Linked DNA regions of Homo sapiens: region 1 is linked to region 2. Evidence: chromatin loops called from intact Hi-C (ENCODE). Cell type or tissue: transverse colon. All regions are shown on one strand. Links, peaks and the distances in the headings refer to the core of each region. The heading gives the core; the rest is flanking DNA.

Region 1 (8,040 bases), core at 3,221-5,720, 610 kb before region 2:
GCAAAAATAATCTACTTTTTTGCCAAACACAAGGTTCTGTAGGTATTTCTTAGAACAATCCTAGAACTGTTTTTATATTTGCTGTAAACTTAAAATTTTAACTATCTTTCATGTATTGAGAAGGGATATGTTAAAATATTCCAGTACAATTATGGATTGTCAAATCATGTGTATAACTGTATATTTTTAAATATGTTCTGATGCTATAGTGCATGTTCCAGAATTTTTATGTGAATTTTTAAACTCTTATAATGTTAAACATTTTTCTCATTAAAATGACTTATTCAGAAGAAGAAAAGCTCACACATTAATTATGTCAATGCTCACCAGCCCAAACCCATGAGAAACACAACTGCAGTTGAACAAAGTAGGGTCTGTTGACTTATTTCACAATGAGGTGACCACACAGCATGAGGAATGGAAATCTCAGAAGTTGCATGTTAGAAGGCTGGGAGCGCCAGGTGTGGTGGCTCACGCCTGTAATCCCAGCACTTTGGGAGGCCGAGGTGGGCACATCACGAGGTCAGGAGTTCGAGACCAGCATGGCCAACACGGTGAAACCCCGTCTCTACTAAAAATACCAAAATTAGCTGGGTGTGGTGGTGCGCGCCTGTAATCCTATCTACTCGGGAGGCTGAGGCAGGAGAATCGCTTGAACCCGGGAGGCGGAGGTTGCAGTGAGCTGAGATCGCACCACTGCACTCCAGCCTGGGTGACAGAGTGAGACTCCATCTCAAAAAAAAAAAAAAATTTGGTATTCTTTCTTCTTTTTTTTTTTTTTTTTTGAGACAGAGTCTCACTCTGTCGCCCAGGCTGGAGTGCAATGGCCTGATCTCAGCTCACTGCAACCTCCGCCTCCCGGGTTCAAGTGATTCTCCTGCCTCAGCCTCCCGAGTAGCTGGGATTACAGGCGGCTGCCACCACGCCCAGCTAATTTTTGTATTTTTAGTAGAGACGGGGTTTCACCATGTTGGTCAGGCTGGTCTCGAACTCCTGACCTCGTGATCCACCTGCTTCGGCCTCCCAAAGTGCTGGGATTACAGGCGTGAGCCACAGCGCCTGGCCTGTTTGCATAATTTTTTATTCCGTGTAATGACATGATTACACAGTACTCTTTGTGAAGCAGGTTCAGTGTGCACTGGTTAGCAACTTATCTGACTCTGGTGAGAGAGAACACCCACATACAACAAGTTACATGGAACTCGTTGAGTTACATGGAATTTCATGGGTTTATTACTTACAGATAGGCAGCAAGGGACAACAGAAGCCTACAATTCATTGTGAGCTGCTCCTCCAAGGCTCAGACAGCTGCCTGGAGCAGATGGAGTCTCAAATGGAGCAGATGGAGCCTCACTTGCACTCCATATTAGGGACCCCAAAAGGCAGCCTGCCCCAGGTGATATACCTCAGGGGCAAGAGAACATGCTGGGCTAAAGCAGAACATCCTGTTCTTGCGGGGACTAGAGCAGAACCTGAGTGTTCTAGCCAGCTCCCCGCTTATCTCGGAATGTTGCATTCCCAGTACATTCTTTCTTTTTTTTTTTTTTTTTGAGATGGAGTCTGGCTCTGTCGCCCAGGCTGGAGTGCAGTGGCGCAATCTCGGCTCACTGCAAGCTCCGCCTCCCAGGTTCATGCCATTTTCCTGCCTCAGCCTCCTGAGTAGCTGGGACTACAGGCGCCCGCCACCATGCCCGGCTAATTTTTTGTATTTTTAGTAGAGACGGGGTTTCACTGTGTTAGCCAGGATGGTCTCGATCTCCTGACCTCGTGATCCGCCCGCCTCGGCCTCCCAAAGTGCTGGGAGTACAGGCGTGAGCCACCACGCCCGGCCAATTCTGTATTTTCAGTAGAGACGTGGTTTCACTATGTTGGCCAGGCTGGTCTCGAACTCCTGACCTCAGGTGATCCGCCCACCTTGGCCTCCCAAAGTGCTGGGATTACAGGCATCAGCCGCCGTGCCCGGCTGCATTCCCAGTACATTCTAGTTATTCTTGAGAGCTACAGTCAAGAGTGGGGAAGATTGGGTCAGTCTCAGGCCACCTGGAGAACTTCCCTGCACTCTTGTTTTTGCTTTGCTCATTCTCACCCCGTGGCCCCATCTGATGTCGGGGTGGTGTAAAATCATTGCTGTTCAACAGAATCATGTGGCGTGGGACGAATGCCAGGCCAGGTCCCAGTTCTCAAGGGCTGATTTTTCCTTCCATGTAAAGAGTTGAATATTGCTTACCATATATCTGGTATGGTTTTGTTTCCTATAATTCAATGAACATATATAAATTCACTTAATCTTCCAAAACTATAATGTAGATACATTTATTGTCTCCTTTTGTGGGTAACAGACTTACAGATTACAAAGCTAGCAAGTTATAAGGTAGGATCAGGATTCAGAACAAGTCTTCGTAGGCTGGGTATAGTAGCTCACGCCTGTAATCCCAGCACTTTGGGAGGCTGAGGTGGGCGGATCACTTGAGCTCAGCAGCTCAAGTCCAGCCTGGGTAACATGGAGAAACCCCATCTCTATAAAAAATACAAAAATTAGCCATGTGCAGTGGCATGTGCCTGTAGTTCCAGCTACTTGGGAGGCTGAGGCAGGAAAGTCACTTGAGCCCGGGAGTGAGCCGAGTTTGTGCTACTGCACTCCAGCCTGGGCAACAGAGAAAGACTCTGTCTCAAAAAAAAAAAAAAAAGAAAAGAAAAAAGAAAAAGAAAAAGAAAAGAAAAGAAAAGAAAAATTCCTTCTAGCCCAAAGACCATGATTTTAACCTGATCCTACTTTTTGAGCCTCTCTTATATACCAGGCATTGTAAGCTCAAAACAAAAAATTAGGCTGAAAAGTAATCAAGACACAGCAGGCTCTCAATATAGAATAAGTCCTCGCAGTTCGAGGGCGTGTATTTTTCTGGGAAAAGAGATTTTTTTTAAAAAGTAAAGATTTTAATGTAACAAGTAGAGACTTGATATAAAAAATACGGGTCTTGGGGACCAGGCGCGGTGGCTCACGCCTGTAATCCCAGCACTTTGGGGGACTGAGGTGGGCGGTTCATGAGGTCAAGAGATCGAGATCAGCCTGGCCAACATGGTGAAACCCCGTCTCTACTAAAAATACAAAAATTAGCCGGGCCTGGTGGCAGGCACCTGTAATCCCAGCTACTGGGGAGGCTGAGGCAGGAGAATCACTTGAACCCGGGAAGTGGAGGTTGCCGTCAGCCGAGATCCTGCCACTGCACTCCAGCCTGGCGACAGACCAAGATTTCGTCCGAAAAAAAAAAAAAAATGGGTCTTGGAAGAAAATAATCCACAAGGGAGATAATCGGGAAAACAGAGGGACGTATTTTGCATTTTTTCTATGGATGGTGGGGCATTGGAGAATGAGGATGTATTTATTAATTTATATTTCCATCACTCAGTATGTGTTAAGTAAACACTATCACAGGGACTGCTCAGGGTGTTTGTAAATAGTGTGGAGTGATACCCAGTCCTGCATTCATGGAGTTAACAGAGTAATAATTTCCTACAAAATAAAACTCTCATGGTCCATCTTTATTTATTGATTGATTTTTTGAGATGAAGTCTTGCTCTGTTGCCCAGACTGGAGTACAATGGCGCAATCGTGGCTCACTGCAACCTCCGCCTCCCAGGTTCAAGTGATTCTCCTGGCTCAGCCTCTTGAGTAGCTGGGATTACAGGTGCCCGCCACCACACCCGGCTAATTTTTTGTATTTTTAATAGAGATGGGGTTTCACCGTGTTAGCTAGGATGGTCTCGATCTCCTGACCTCGTGATCTGCCTGCCACGGCCTCCCAAAGTGCTGGGATTACAGGCGTGAGCCACCATGCCTGGCCGGTCCATCTTTATTTTTGCAATGCTCAAAAGCTTTAGGTAATATGATATGTACCTATGAAGTGAAAAGGTCACCAGAGTCTCACCAGTTATTCGGGCCATCAAGTGTGGCTGTTTATAGAGTCCTTTTGAATGAATTGTAAATTGTATTAAAGAGGTGGCCTTCTCAATTTGCTGCTAGTGTAGTCTGAGAGAATCTGTAGCCTAGGAAGCCACAGAGTTGCCCCTGGTTTGTAAAAGGATGTGGTCATCTGCACGGTTTTAATCCAGCATGTGCCCTTTCCTACAAGCAGAATGATAGCTGTGCAAGTTCTTGGTGATCCGGTAGATGCAAGAAGAGCTGTGGATGGTAAGGGAGAGTCTAGGAATAATGAAGGTGAGCTGCAGACACTGTGTCATTTTGAACAGCGTCCCAATTTAGTATCAAAGGATATTTGGCATTCTCAAAAATACTTTGATACTAAATTGGGACGGTGTTCAAAATCCCAAATTTTGGAAAATTTTAATGCCCTTTTATAGGAGATGGTAGTTTTTGTTTTGTTTTGTTTTTGAGACTGAGTCTCACCCTGTCACCCAGGCTGGAGTGCAGTGGCACAATCTCGGCTCACTGCAACCTCCGGAAAGGCCAGATTTTTTTCTAATGAGGCATAATGCCCAAACAGGAGCACATGCTGCTCTTCACACTCATTATTTCCATATGCTCAATTTTCCGATACATGTCACAGCAAAGCAGAAATACAACACCTTTTTGCTGAATTAAACAGCAAGTCGGCCAGGTATGGTGGCTCACGCCTGTCATCCCAGCACTTTGGGAGGCGGAGACAGGTGGATCACATGAGGTCAGGAGTTCAAGACCAGCCTGGTCAACACGGTGAAACCCGTCTCTACTAAAAATGCAAAAATTAACTGGGCGTGGTTGCGAATGCCTGTAATCCCAGCTACTCAGGAGGCTGAAGCAGGAGAATCGCTTGAACCCGCGAGGCGGAGGTTGCAGAGAGGTTGCACCATTGCACTCCAGCCTGGGCGACAGAGCGAGGCTCCATCTCAAAAAATAAATACATATAAATAAATAATAAAAATAAACTCACCTGAACCTTTTTAGATAAGCAAAACCAATTTTTTTCCACTTCCTTGGCAACCGAACAGAGAATGGCGTGAGAAAGAAGAAATCGCGAGCCGTCATTGCTTTCTTGGAACCCAACCTGAAATTAAGAAAGGCCACCAGGGCCATGCCTCTCTCACCTCAGACACAGATTCAGAGAGAAGCGAGAAGGCACCTCTGTCCCCAAGTTCCTGGGGCCTGAGCTCTGCACACACCGTAGGTCTGAAACGTGAACTTCCCTTTGAGGGTCATCCTGGGCGGAATTCCAGTCCTTAGGTATCTGCACGTATTCCCAGGCTTGAGGCCATTTCAACCCTAAATCAGGAATTCCAAGTCTGGTTTTGTGTCTTCTGACTACGAATCTTGCCTAGAGATGCAAAGGTGTGACCGGGTGTGCTGGCTCGCGCCTGTAATCCCAGCACTTTGGCAGGCCGCGGTGGGTGGATCACCTGAGGTCAGGAGTTCGAGACCAGCCTGGCCAACATGGTGAAACCCCGTCTCTACTAAAAATACAAAAATTAGCTGGGCGTGGTGGTGCGCGTCTGTAGTCCCAGCTGCTCGGGAGGCTGAGGCAGGAGAATGGCTTGAACCTGAGAGGTGGAAGTTGCAGGGAGCCAAGATGAGGCCACGGCACTCCAGCCTGGGTGACAGAGCGAAACTCTGTCTCAAAAGAAAAAAAAAAAAAGAGGCCAGGCGCGGTGGCTCATGCCTGTAACCCCAGCACTTTGGGAGGCCGAGGCAGGCAGATCACAAGGTCAGGAGATGGAGACCATCCTGGTTAACACGATGAAACCCCGTCTCTACTAAAAATACAAAAAATTAGCGGGGCGTGGTGGCGGGCGCCTGTGGTCCCAGCTACTCGGGAGGCTGAGGCAGGAGAATGGCGTGAACCCAGGAGGCGGAGCTTGCAGTGAGCCGAGATTGCGCCACCGCACTCCAGCCTGGGTGACAGAGCGAGACTCCGTCTCAAAAAAAAAAAAAAAAAAAAAGAGAGATGCGCAGGTGTCTCATCTTAAGCGTATTCCCCTGGAGGCCTGCCATGTGGCAGTGAGGTGACCGGAAGTAGAAAACGAGGACAATCAGACCTCGAACTCACACCCCTCAGCTACAGGAACCGGCGCTGCCACCTCGTCATTTCAGCATCAATCCTGCAGGCGTCACGCTACGTCACATCCGGGAGAGGCCGCGCTGCCGACAGGTGCAACATGCGGCGGCGACGCCCCACTCTAGTCCCGAACGCTAGCCTGAGGCTCGGGACCGCACATGCGCATTCCCCACGGAGGCCACCGCCCCCTGGCTTCCTGGTAGTCCGTGGACACCAGGCGGTGTCTGTGGTCCCCTCCTTCTCGGGCACCTTGCTCGTCCACTGCTTGGGGCACCACTCGGGGAACCCGAGCGCTTTGGAAATGTGGTTCAAAAAAGGACAGCCCTTAAACGCTAGGGTCCCGCCCCTCAGATTGCTCCCAGCATGCAACGCGGCCCCTCCTCCAAAGCCGCTGTGCCCTGGAGGCAGCTGGGAGCTCCAACCGAGCATGGTGCACAGGTGCAAGCGGGTTGTGCTTCCTGTTTGGGGAGTTGTGTCGTTGGTTTTCCGGAAAGCTCGGAAGGAAGGGGCTCCACCACAATAAGGATTTGTGTATCTAAACATACCGAGCCATGCAAAAGGCACAGTTTTCCAAAGACGTTGTAGCAACTTAGCATTTTTTTAATTTTTATTTATTTTTTCTTTTTAGAGATGGGGGGGGTGGTCTCACTGTGTTGCCCAGGCTGGTCTTGAACTCCTGGGCGCAAGCGATCCTCCCGCCTCAGCCTCCCAAAATGCTGGGACTACAGGCGTGAGCCACTGTGCCAGCCACAACTTAGCATTTCTGTTGCACATATTCAGCAATAGCATTTTCCTGGATGTTTTGGGCTTTCAGTCAGTATGGTAGGGAGTAGTAGTATGTCATTTTCGCTCTAATTTGCATTTCCCTTAAGAAAAAACTGAATTATCATTTAAATATTAGCCACTTGGACAAGCTTCCTTTGTGAATGATTAATCAAATCTGTAATTTTACTTCTCTATTGTGCTGCCTGCCTTCTTAGTAATTTATAGGAGCGTTTAGACTCTGTATGCAAGCCCTTTGCCAGATCTGTGTATCGCACGTTTCTTCTTCCATTCTATAAACTCTCTTTTCACTCTGCTATGGTGCCTTTTGTTTTGTAGCTTCTAATATCTGTTCATTCTATTTTATGGTGTTTTTGTGTTTTCAGAAATGTTTGCTTATTCCAATTCATGATCTCTTATGTTTTCACATTTATCTTCGGTGATAAATCTGGAAACAATTTTCATTTATGGCATGATGTAGAGGTATAGATACATTTTATGTTTGTGTAAAGTTCCTGGCTAAGGGGCAGAGGCAAGGACATGACCAAGCAGACACATATTGGCTGGAAATGCTCTCAGAGAAAGCGGGAGAAGCTCAGCTCAGATCCACGTGGAGATGTACTGAAGAGTTCCGGTAGATGGCGGGTGGTACCAAAGCAGAAAAAATGGTTGTAACCATCAATAAGGCCACGCAGCACTAAATGCCAGCCTACACTGACAGCCACTTGGCAAGACACAAGGTCCAACAGTAGAGGACTTTACAAAGGTTCCTGGGCCCCACGTGTGTGTAGAATGGGTGGGCTGCTTCAGCCATAGCCTTGGTCTGAGCAGCTTCCTAAATACTACAGCCATTGGCTTCGCTTGCTTGAGCTGGTTTAACCCTCTTTTATTAATTCTGACCGATGCTCTCTGCTACCATCTAGTGATAACTAATGAAAACGCAGACTACTTAAAACCTTAAAACAACTGATGTCAGGCTATTTACAAGACTGCAGAGGACAATGACTTGTGCATTTTAGAGCTCAAGCCAGAATAACCTTGCTCTTTTGTGATGGGTTTGACTTTCTTTCATATTGGATTAAATCTAGACTTACTGATGGTGCAGTAAAAATTGACACTTGTGTGCACAAAAAGAGAAAAATGACACCGTCCTGTTTTATGTGTGAACATTGTTACTTGCCGTAAAGTTCCCCATGGTTCCCGAGATAAAAAGACATCGTGAAAGGCCCTA
Region 2 (8,040 bases), core at 3,350-5,849:
TCCTGGAATTGGTCTGTCGGGGAGTCTGGGTGCTGCTGACAGGGTCCCATGTCTGCCCTGCCTGTCTCTGAGGGCTCCGAGAAAAGCCAGGGAGTCTTGGCTTTGGAAGTGAGACTAATAAAGTGCTTTAGCCCCACCCCAGTCCTCACTGACAGATGGGGAAATTGAGGCACAGAGCGGCAACAGATGGAGAAACCGAGGCACGGAGCGGTGACAGGTGGGGAAACTGAGGCACAGTGGGCATGAAGTCTCAAACCCCACCCGCCCGGGAAGGCACAGGGAGAAGCTTGTGCTTTTTCAGGATGGAAGTGGACGGAACTAGGATGCAGAAGACCCGGCCAAGAGCAGTCTCCCACTCGCCACAGCCCAGTGTCACTCTCTGGGCCTCGGTTCCCCCATTTGAACCTGGGACTAAGGTTCCTTTATTTCCCTGCCCTTCGGGGGCAGAACAGAGGCCTGTCAGGGACTGTGAGGCGGCCCTCTCTCCATGCCTGGTTTCAAGGCAGCTGGAGGGTGAGGGGGGCTCTAAGCTGTGGGACTCTCCCGTGGGGACTGATTTCCCGTTCTCTCCTACAGCAAAGGCAGGTGAAACTATTGTCCTGTAGGCCTCAGAGTCCCCGTCCAGGAGAGCCGCCTCTTCCCTGTGCAATGCTCTGAGTGCCTGACATGAACCAGGTGCAACCTCCAAGGTTTCCATGAACCCTGACTCATTTATGGGGTGCACTCGGGGGAGGGCAGGGGAGACCCCAGCTGAGAGGCCCTCCCTGCTCAGGCAGCCAAGACCCAGCTAAAGTAACACCCATCTCCTTGGTGGCTGGAAACCTAAGAGGGGACCCCTAAAACCAGGACCAGACCAAGCCATCCTCACGCCCCATGTCTGGGTGGCTTCTGACCAAGCCTGACTTGACTTCCCCTCCCAGACGGAGCTAGGACAGCACTCGGGGTGCCCCAGCCCATGCCGGCACCCTCGTGGATCTCTCACCCCCATCTTCTGGACAGGGACACGCGTTTGGGGTGTCTCTCTCTCTCCCACATCCCCCGACAAGCCGGCATCTTTTCCAGGTGATTCCTGAGCCCTGCGTATGAACTTCCTCCTGTTTTCCTCCACAAGACAGAGGCACAATTCCCACATGTGAGCTTTTGCTTGTGGAGCCAAGGGAAGCTGGAGGCTCAGGTCTCCGGCTTCCATTGCTGTGTGGCCTGGGGCAAGTCACTGCCCCTCTCTGTGCCTCGGTTTGTTTGTCTGTAATTTGGAAGCTAATAGTCCTGCAATAGGCTGGGCATGGTGGCTCACGTCTGTAATCCCAGCACTTTGGGAGGCCGAGGCGGGTGGATCACCTGTGGTCAGGAGTTCGAGACCAGCCTCGCCAACATGGCGAAACCCCATCTTTTCGAAAATACAAAAATTTGCTGGGCGTGGTGGCGGCCACCTGTAATCCCAGCTACTCAGGGGGCTGAGGCAGGAGAATCGCTTGAACCGGGGAGGGGAAGGTTACAGTGAGCCGAGATCGCACCACTGAACTCCAGCCTGGCTACAGAGTGAGACCCTGTCTCAAACAAACAAAACACAGGCATTTTTCTCCAAAAGGCCGATGTCATGTAAAAATCCATCAGCATACGGCATCCCTGCCCTGCCCCGTACTGGGTGATGCTGGGGATCCAGAGAAAATGTGGCCCCAGCTCCCATGGCTCAATAAGGGCTTCTCAAATGAAAGGACAGCTGTAGGATCTGGAGGGGCCTGATCCAGAGGCCACACCACGCTACCAACATTTTTTTTTTTTTTGAAGACAGAGTTTCACCCAGGCTGGAGTGCACGATCTCAGCTCACTGCAACCTCTGCCTCCCGGGTTCAAGCGATTCTCCTGCCTCAGCCTCCCGAGTAACTGGGATTACAGGTGCAGGCTACCATGCCTGGCTAATTTTGTGTTTTTAGTAGAGACGGGGTTTCACCATCTTGGCTAGGATGGTCTCGATCTCCCGACCTCAGGTGATCTGCCTGCCTCAGCCTCCCAAAGTGCTGGGATTACAGGCATGAGCCACTACGCCCAGCCTTTTTTTTTTTTTTTTTAAACGGAGTCTTGCTCTGTCACCCAGGCTGGAGTGCAGTGGTGCAATCTCATCTCACTGCAACCTCCGCCTCCCGGGTTCAAGCGATTCTCCTGCCTCAGCCTCCAGAGTAGCTGGGATCACAGGCACCCACCTCCATGCCCGAATAATTTTTTTTTTTTTTTTGTATTTTTAGTAGAGATGGGGTTTCAGCATGTTGGCCAGGCTGGTCTCAAACTCCTGACCTCAGGTGATCCACCAGCCTCAGCCTCCCAAAGGGCTGGGATTACAGGCATGAGCCACCACACCTGGCCTATCAATATTTTAAATAAAGACAGGATCTGATCTGCACTTGTTTAACCCTGCTTCTCTTTGCCTTACCCTGCTCCTCCACCCGGGTTCCAATAAAACTTTATTGACAAAAACAGAGGCTCGGCCCATAGTTTGCCGGTTAGGTTTTGTGAAACATTCAGTAAAATGATGTTTATCTTGATTACTGAGGTGCATGTTTGTCTGTTTTTGCATTGTTTTATTATTTATTATTGATTTATTTTTGTGATAGGGTCTCACTCTGTTGCCCAGGCTGGAGTTCAGTGTTATGATCATAGCTCCCTGCAGCCTCGACCTCCTGGACTCAAGCAATGCCCCCACCTCAGCCTTCTGAGTAGCTGGGACCACAGGCACACGCCACTGTGCCAGGCTCATGTTTTATTTTTTGTAGAGATGGGGTCTCACTGTGTTGCCCAGGATGGTACCAAACTCCTGGGCTCAAGTGATCCACCCACCTCAGCCTCTCAAAGTGCTGGGATTACAGGCATGTGCCCAGCCTTTGCATCATTTTAAACTCTGTGGCGGGCGCAGTGGCTCACGCCTGTAATCCCAGCATTTTGGGAGGCTGAGGCGGGCAGGTCACCTGAGGTCAGGAGTTCGAGACCAGGCTGGCCAACACGGTGAAACCCCAACTCTACTAAAAATAATAATAATAATACAAAAATTAGCCAGGTGTGGTGGTGCACGCCTGTAGTACCAGCTACTTGGGAGCCTGAGGCAGGAGAATTGCTTGAACCCGGGAGGCGGAGGTTGCAGTCAGCCAAGATTGCGCCACTGCACTGCAGCCTGGACAACAGAGTGAGACTCCATCTCAAAAATAAATAAATAAAATAAAAATTAACCAGGCATGGTGGTGCACACCAGTGGTCCCAGCTACTCAGGAGGCTGAGGTGGGAGAATCACTTGAGCCCAGGAGGCGGAGGCTGCAGTGAGCTATGATCACACCACGGCACTCCAGCCTAGGGGACGGAGCTAGACCCTGCCTCAAAGAAAAAAAAGTGTGGCATGGGACCCACTCAAGGGAAGTTCATAAGAAAAATGTAGTCTCCTTCCCCTCCTGCCCCTTCTCAGGGGATTGGGGGAGGCCAGGGGGACTCAGCAGTGGCTCTGTGGACCTCTGCTCCCAGCCTCGAGCTGCTGCGTGACCCTGGATGGAGCCCCTACTCTTTCTGGGCCCATTTTCCCTAAGGGAAACGGGATCGGGGATCCCACATAAAATACACTCAATCCTTGCAGCAAAAACATCTTTGGGGCCGGGCAGGGTGGCTCACACCTGTGATCCTAGCACTTTGGGAGGCCGAGGAGGGAGGATCGCCCCAGGAGCTCGTTCCAGGCTGCAGTGAGCTGGGATTGCACCACTGCGCTCCAGCCTGGGCAACAGTGTGAGACCCTGTCTCCAAAGAAAAAGACAGTTTTGACAGGCACGCAGTTCAGCTGGAATTTCACCCCGCGTCTGCTTTTCCTTGGGTTTTTTCCATTCTTGATTTTTCCATTTATGGTGATTTTATCTAAAACGTCTTTTCTAAATAAATGCATCGAGGCAGTGAGGAAGGGGGAAGGGGGAAAACGAGCCGATTCCATCTTTTCAAAGAAAAATCCAGCAGGCGTGGCTGTTAGCAGGCGGGATGTGGGAGCCACTCTTCTTTCTTCGCCGGAGCACGGAGAGGGTGGGGATTTGCCCGCAGTCACACAGCGAGGCGCGGCAGAGCCGGGAGGGTCCTCGCCCACGCTCCACATTCGGGGGCCCTGGGATGGGGCAGGGGGCCGCTGGGGGCTCCTCAGATGCTGCCGCAGGAGGGGAGGTGGTTCCCGGGGAAGTGAAACCCACAGACCCCACTTGCACCTTCTCCAGGGACAGCCGCCACCGTGTTCTGTGCGCTCCCCTACGGTGGGCCAGCTCTGCCCCTCTCTCCCCATCTCACAGGGCTCCCCACTGCCCCGCACCCCAGCCTGGCCTCTGAGGCTGTGGGGGGCCTTCCACTGCCCCCACCCGGCTGTCAGCCCTGGGGCTATTGACTTTCAGATCCCACCTCCTGGTCTCTGTCCAGGCTGTTCCCTCCCGGTTACATCCTGTCCTCTGCGGGCGGGCAGGGGAGGCGGCGGCCTCGGCTGCTGGGGAAGTGTTGCAGAAATGTCCCCTCCCCACCCCGGGCTGCGGTCTGACAGTGGGCCGGACGTTTTCCTGTCAGCTGCCGGCGCCAGGTCAGACCCCTCCTGCGAGGCCAGGGGCTGTGGCCATTGGGAGTTTGTCCCCACGGACCCCTCCTCCCCCAGAGGGCACGCCAGTCTTGAAGGTAGGGGGCTCCTGGAGCGGGGAGCTGGACAGAAGCGGCCACTTTTTGAGGTTGGGATCTGGGCGGGGGTGGGTCGAGGCCTGGCTGCCGGCAGCAACCGCACGGCTGAGCCCTCGGGGATGAGGCCTGAGTGTGGATCCCTGGGTCCCTGGACACTGTCTCCCCCGCAACTGACCCCCAAAGGCCTGTCCTCAGGCTGAACACTCTGTCCCCATCCCAAACGTGCAGAGGGGGGTCCTTCCCACTGCCTGGAAAATTGATGGGTGACAGACCTGCCTCATGATTGAGGAAGTGGGCCCAGAGAGGGCAGGAAACCCACTCGGGATCACACAGCAGGGCCCCAGAGAGGGCAGGAAACCCACTCAGAATCACACAGCAGGGGCCCAGAGAGAGTAGGAAACCCACTCGGGATCACACAGCAGGGCCCCAGAGAGGGCAGGAAACCCACTCGGGATCACACAGCAGGGCCCCAGAGAGGGCAGGAAACCCACTCGGGATCACACATCAGGGGCCCAGAGAGGGCAGCAAACCCACTCAGGATCACACAGCAGGGCCCCAGAGAGGGCAGCAAACCCACTCAGAATCACACAGCAGGGGCCCAGAGAGAGTAGGAAACCCACTCGGGATCACACAGCAGGGCCCCAGAGAGGGCAGGAAACCCACTCAGAATCACACAGCAGGGGCCCAGAGAGAGTAGGAAACCCACTCGGGATCACACAGCAGGGCCCCAGAGAGGGCAGGAAACCCACTCGGGATCACACATCAGGGGCCCAGAGAGGGCAGCAAACCCACTCAGGATCACACAGCAGGGCCCCAGAGAGGGCAGCAAACCCACTCAGAATCACACAGCAGGGGCCCAGAGAGAGTAGGAAACCCACTCGGGATCACACAGCAGGGGCCCAGAGAGGACAGGAAACCCACTCGGGATCACACAGCAGGGGCCCAGAGAGGACAGGAAACCCACTCGGGATCACACAGCAGGGTCAAAACTGGACAAGGGAGTGGAGTGTGGGTGCGCCTGTTCTCACCAAGGGCCCTGGAGCAGGAGGCCTCGACGGTCTCCCAGGCCCCAGCACTCACGGACCCCTCCCCATGTCGCCCTGTGCGTGCACACGGTCACCCCACACACGCCCCGTTTGACCTTTCCCCAGCAACATGAGCAGCCCGGAGCCCCCCACAGAGCCCCCCGAGCCCGACAACCCCACCTGGTCGACTCAGCCCACGTATAGCAACCTTGGTAAGCAGCTCCCCAGGGAGCCCTGGGCTGCGGGGGTGCAGGGAGCGGCAGGGGGGTGCAGGGAGCGGCAGGTGGGTGCAGGGAGCGGCAGGAGGTTGCCGGGCACCATGGCCTCTGGGAACAGCAGCAGCTGGTAAAATGAGTGACCTCCGGGAAGGCCCGGAGTAGGCCAGGGCTGAAAAATAACCTGTGGGTTGGTGGGCGGGGCGTGGTGGCTCACGCCTGTAATCCCAGCACCTTGGGAGGCTGAGGCAGGTGGATCCCTTGAGGCCAGGAGTTCAAGACCGGCCTGGGCAATATAATGAGACCCGCCCCCCATCTCTACAAAACAAAAAAAATGAGATGGACATGGTGTCAAGAGCCTGCAGTCCCAGCTGCTCGGGAAGCTGAGGTGGGAGGATCCCTTGAGCCCAGGAGGTCAAGGCTGCAGTGAGCCATGAAATAGAAAAAAATATATACCATTAAAAAGAGAGAGAGGCTGGGCACGGTAACTCATGCCTGTAATCCCACCCTTTAATCCCAGCACTTTGGGAGGCCAAGGAGGAGGATCACTTGAGGCCAGGAGTTCAAGACCAGCCTGGCCAACATGGCAAAACCTGTCTCTGCTAAAAATACAAAAATTAGCCAGACATGGTGGTGCATGCCTGTAATTCCAGCTACTCGGGAGGCTGAGGCAGGAGAATCGCTTGAACCTGTGAGGCAGAGGGTGCAGTGAGCCAAGACTGAGCCACCGCACTCCAGCCTGGGCGACAGAGGGAGACTCCATCTCAAAAAAAAAAAAAAAAAAAAAAAAAAAGGCCAGGTGCAATGGTTCAAGCCTGTAATCCCAGCACTTTGGGAGGCCGAGTCAGGCAGATCACCTGAGGTCAGGAGTTTGAAACCAGCCTGGCTAACATGGTGAAACCCCATCTCTACTAAAAATACAAAAATTAGCTGGGCATAGTGGCGGGCGGGCACCTGTAGTCCCAGCTACTTGGGAGGCTGAGGTAGGAGAATCGCTTGAACCTAGGAGGCGGAGGTTGCAGTGAGCCGAGATCGTGCCACTGCACTCCAGGCTGGGCGACAGAGCAAGACTTCAAAAAAGAAAAAAAGCAAGACAGACGCTTGTGCAAAGCCACGGAGGTAAGTGGGAGTCGCTGAGTGCTGGGTGGCATCACTCTCTGAAACTGATCCATCCTCCTATAAGCCTCAGTTTCCCCTTCTGTAAGCTCTGCCGCCCAGGCTGGAGTGCAGTGGCACAATCTCGGTTCACTGCAAGCTCCACTTCTCAAGTTCACACAATTTTCCTGCCTCAGCCTCCCGAGTAGCTGGGACCACAGGCGCCCACCACCAAGCCCGGCTAATTTTTTGTATTTTTAGTAAAGACGGGGTTTCACCGTGTTAGCCAGGATGGTCTCGATCTCCTGACCTCGTGATCCACCCATCTCGGCCTCCCAAAGTGCTGGAATTACAGGCATGAGCCATTGTGCATGGCCGCGTCCGGCAAATTTTTAAAAAATTTTTGCAGAGACAGGGTCTCACTATGTTGCCCAGGCTGGTCTCAAACCCTAGGTTCCAGTGATCCTCCTGCCTCGGCTTCCACCTTCCTAAGTGCTGGGATTACAAGCATGAGCCACCGGCGCCCAGCCTCATTACTTCCATGTTAGAGATGGGGAAACCGAGGCTGAGAGGTGGAGTCACGTGTCCCGTTCCCACTCCGCCTGTCCTCAACCCTCCCCCACTGTCTCTCCCTGCAGGTCAGATCCGTGCCCACCTGCTGCCCTCCAAGGCCTGCCGCCTCCGGACCCCTGGGTCCCTCTCCACCAACCCAGAGCCCCTGCCCCCACCCCTGCCCAAGAAGATCCTAACCCGGACCCAGTCACTGCCCACCCGCAGGACCCTCCATCCCAGCTCCATCCAAGTACAGCCGCCTCGGAGACCCTTTCTGGGGTCCCACAGTGTGGACAAGAGCCAGGCTGCAGTGGGACCAGCCTGTCTCCCTGCAGAGCTGACCTTTGGCCCGGCTGACGCCCCACTGGGCCTCTCCCTCCGCGATCTGCACAGCCCGGAGGCTGTGCACACTGCACTGGCTGCGCGGCAGCTGCAGGGCCTCCGTACCATCTATGCCCGGCTCCGTGCCCGGCTCATGGGGG

What was found. Hi-C counts contacts between places; a loop is a spot of excess contacts. Peaks named below come from ENCODE experiments on the same cell type or tissue, not always from the same donor. Only the 100,000 strongest peaks of a DNase experiment are listed, where the experiment ranks them.
Region 1: a loop joins it to region 2, with 35 times the contacts of the local background. A loop is called at or near these places in 1 of 110 quality-filtered maps.

Annotation. Positions count from the first base shown.
Region 1 is chr19:2,887,232-2,895,271 of GRCh38, reverse strand. No RefSeq gene overlaps it. Among named protein-coding and RNA genes, the nearest start is that of ZNF57, 9.7 kb to the left of the region's middle. RefSeq lists a silencer at 7,510-7,687. In transverse colon, for the core only: no CTCF peak of the experiment used is centred there; no DNase peak of the experiment used is centred there; H3K27me3 peaks cover 66 bases.
Region 2 is chr19:2,278,718-2,286,757 of GRCh38, reverse strand. It overlaps PEAK3 (PEAK family member 3), which reads left to right and starts at 4,583. Exons shown (of 4, transcript NM_198532.3): 1 at 4,583-4,671; 2 at 5,823-5,908; 3 at 7,645-8,040. The coding sequence starts at 5,827. RefSeq lists an enhancer at 4,728-4,867. In transverse colon, for the core only: no CTCF peak of the experiment used is centred there; a DNase peak (open chromatin) is centred at 4,514; H3K4me3 peaks cover 1,281 bases; H3K27ac peaks cover 799 bases; H3K27me3 peaks cover 1,784 bases.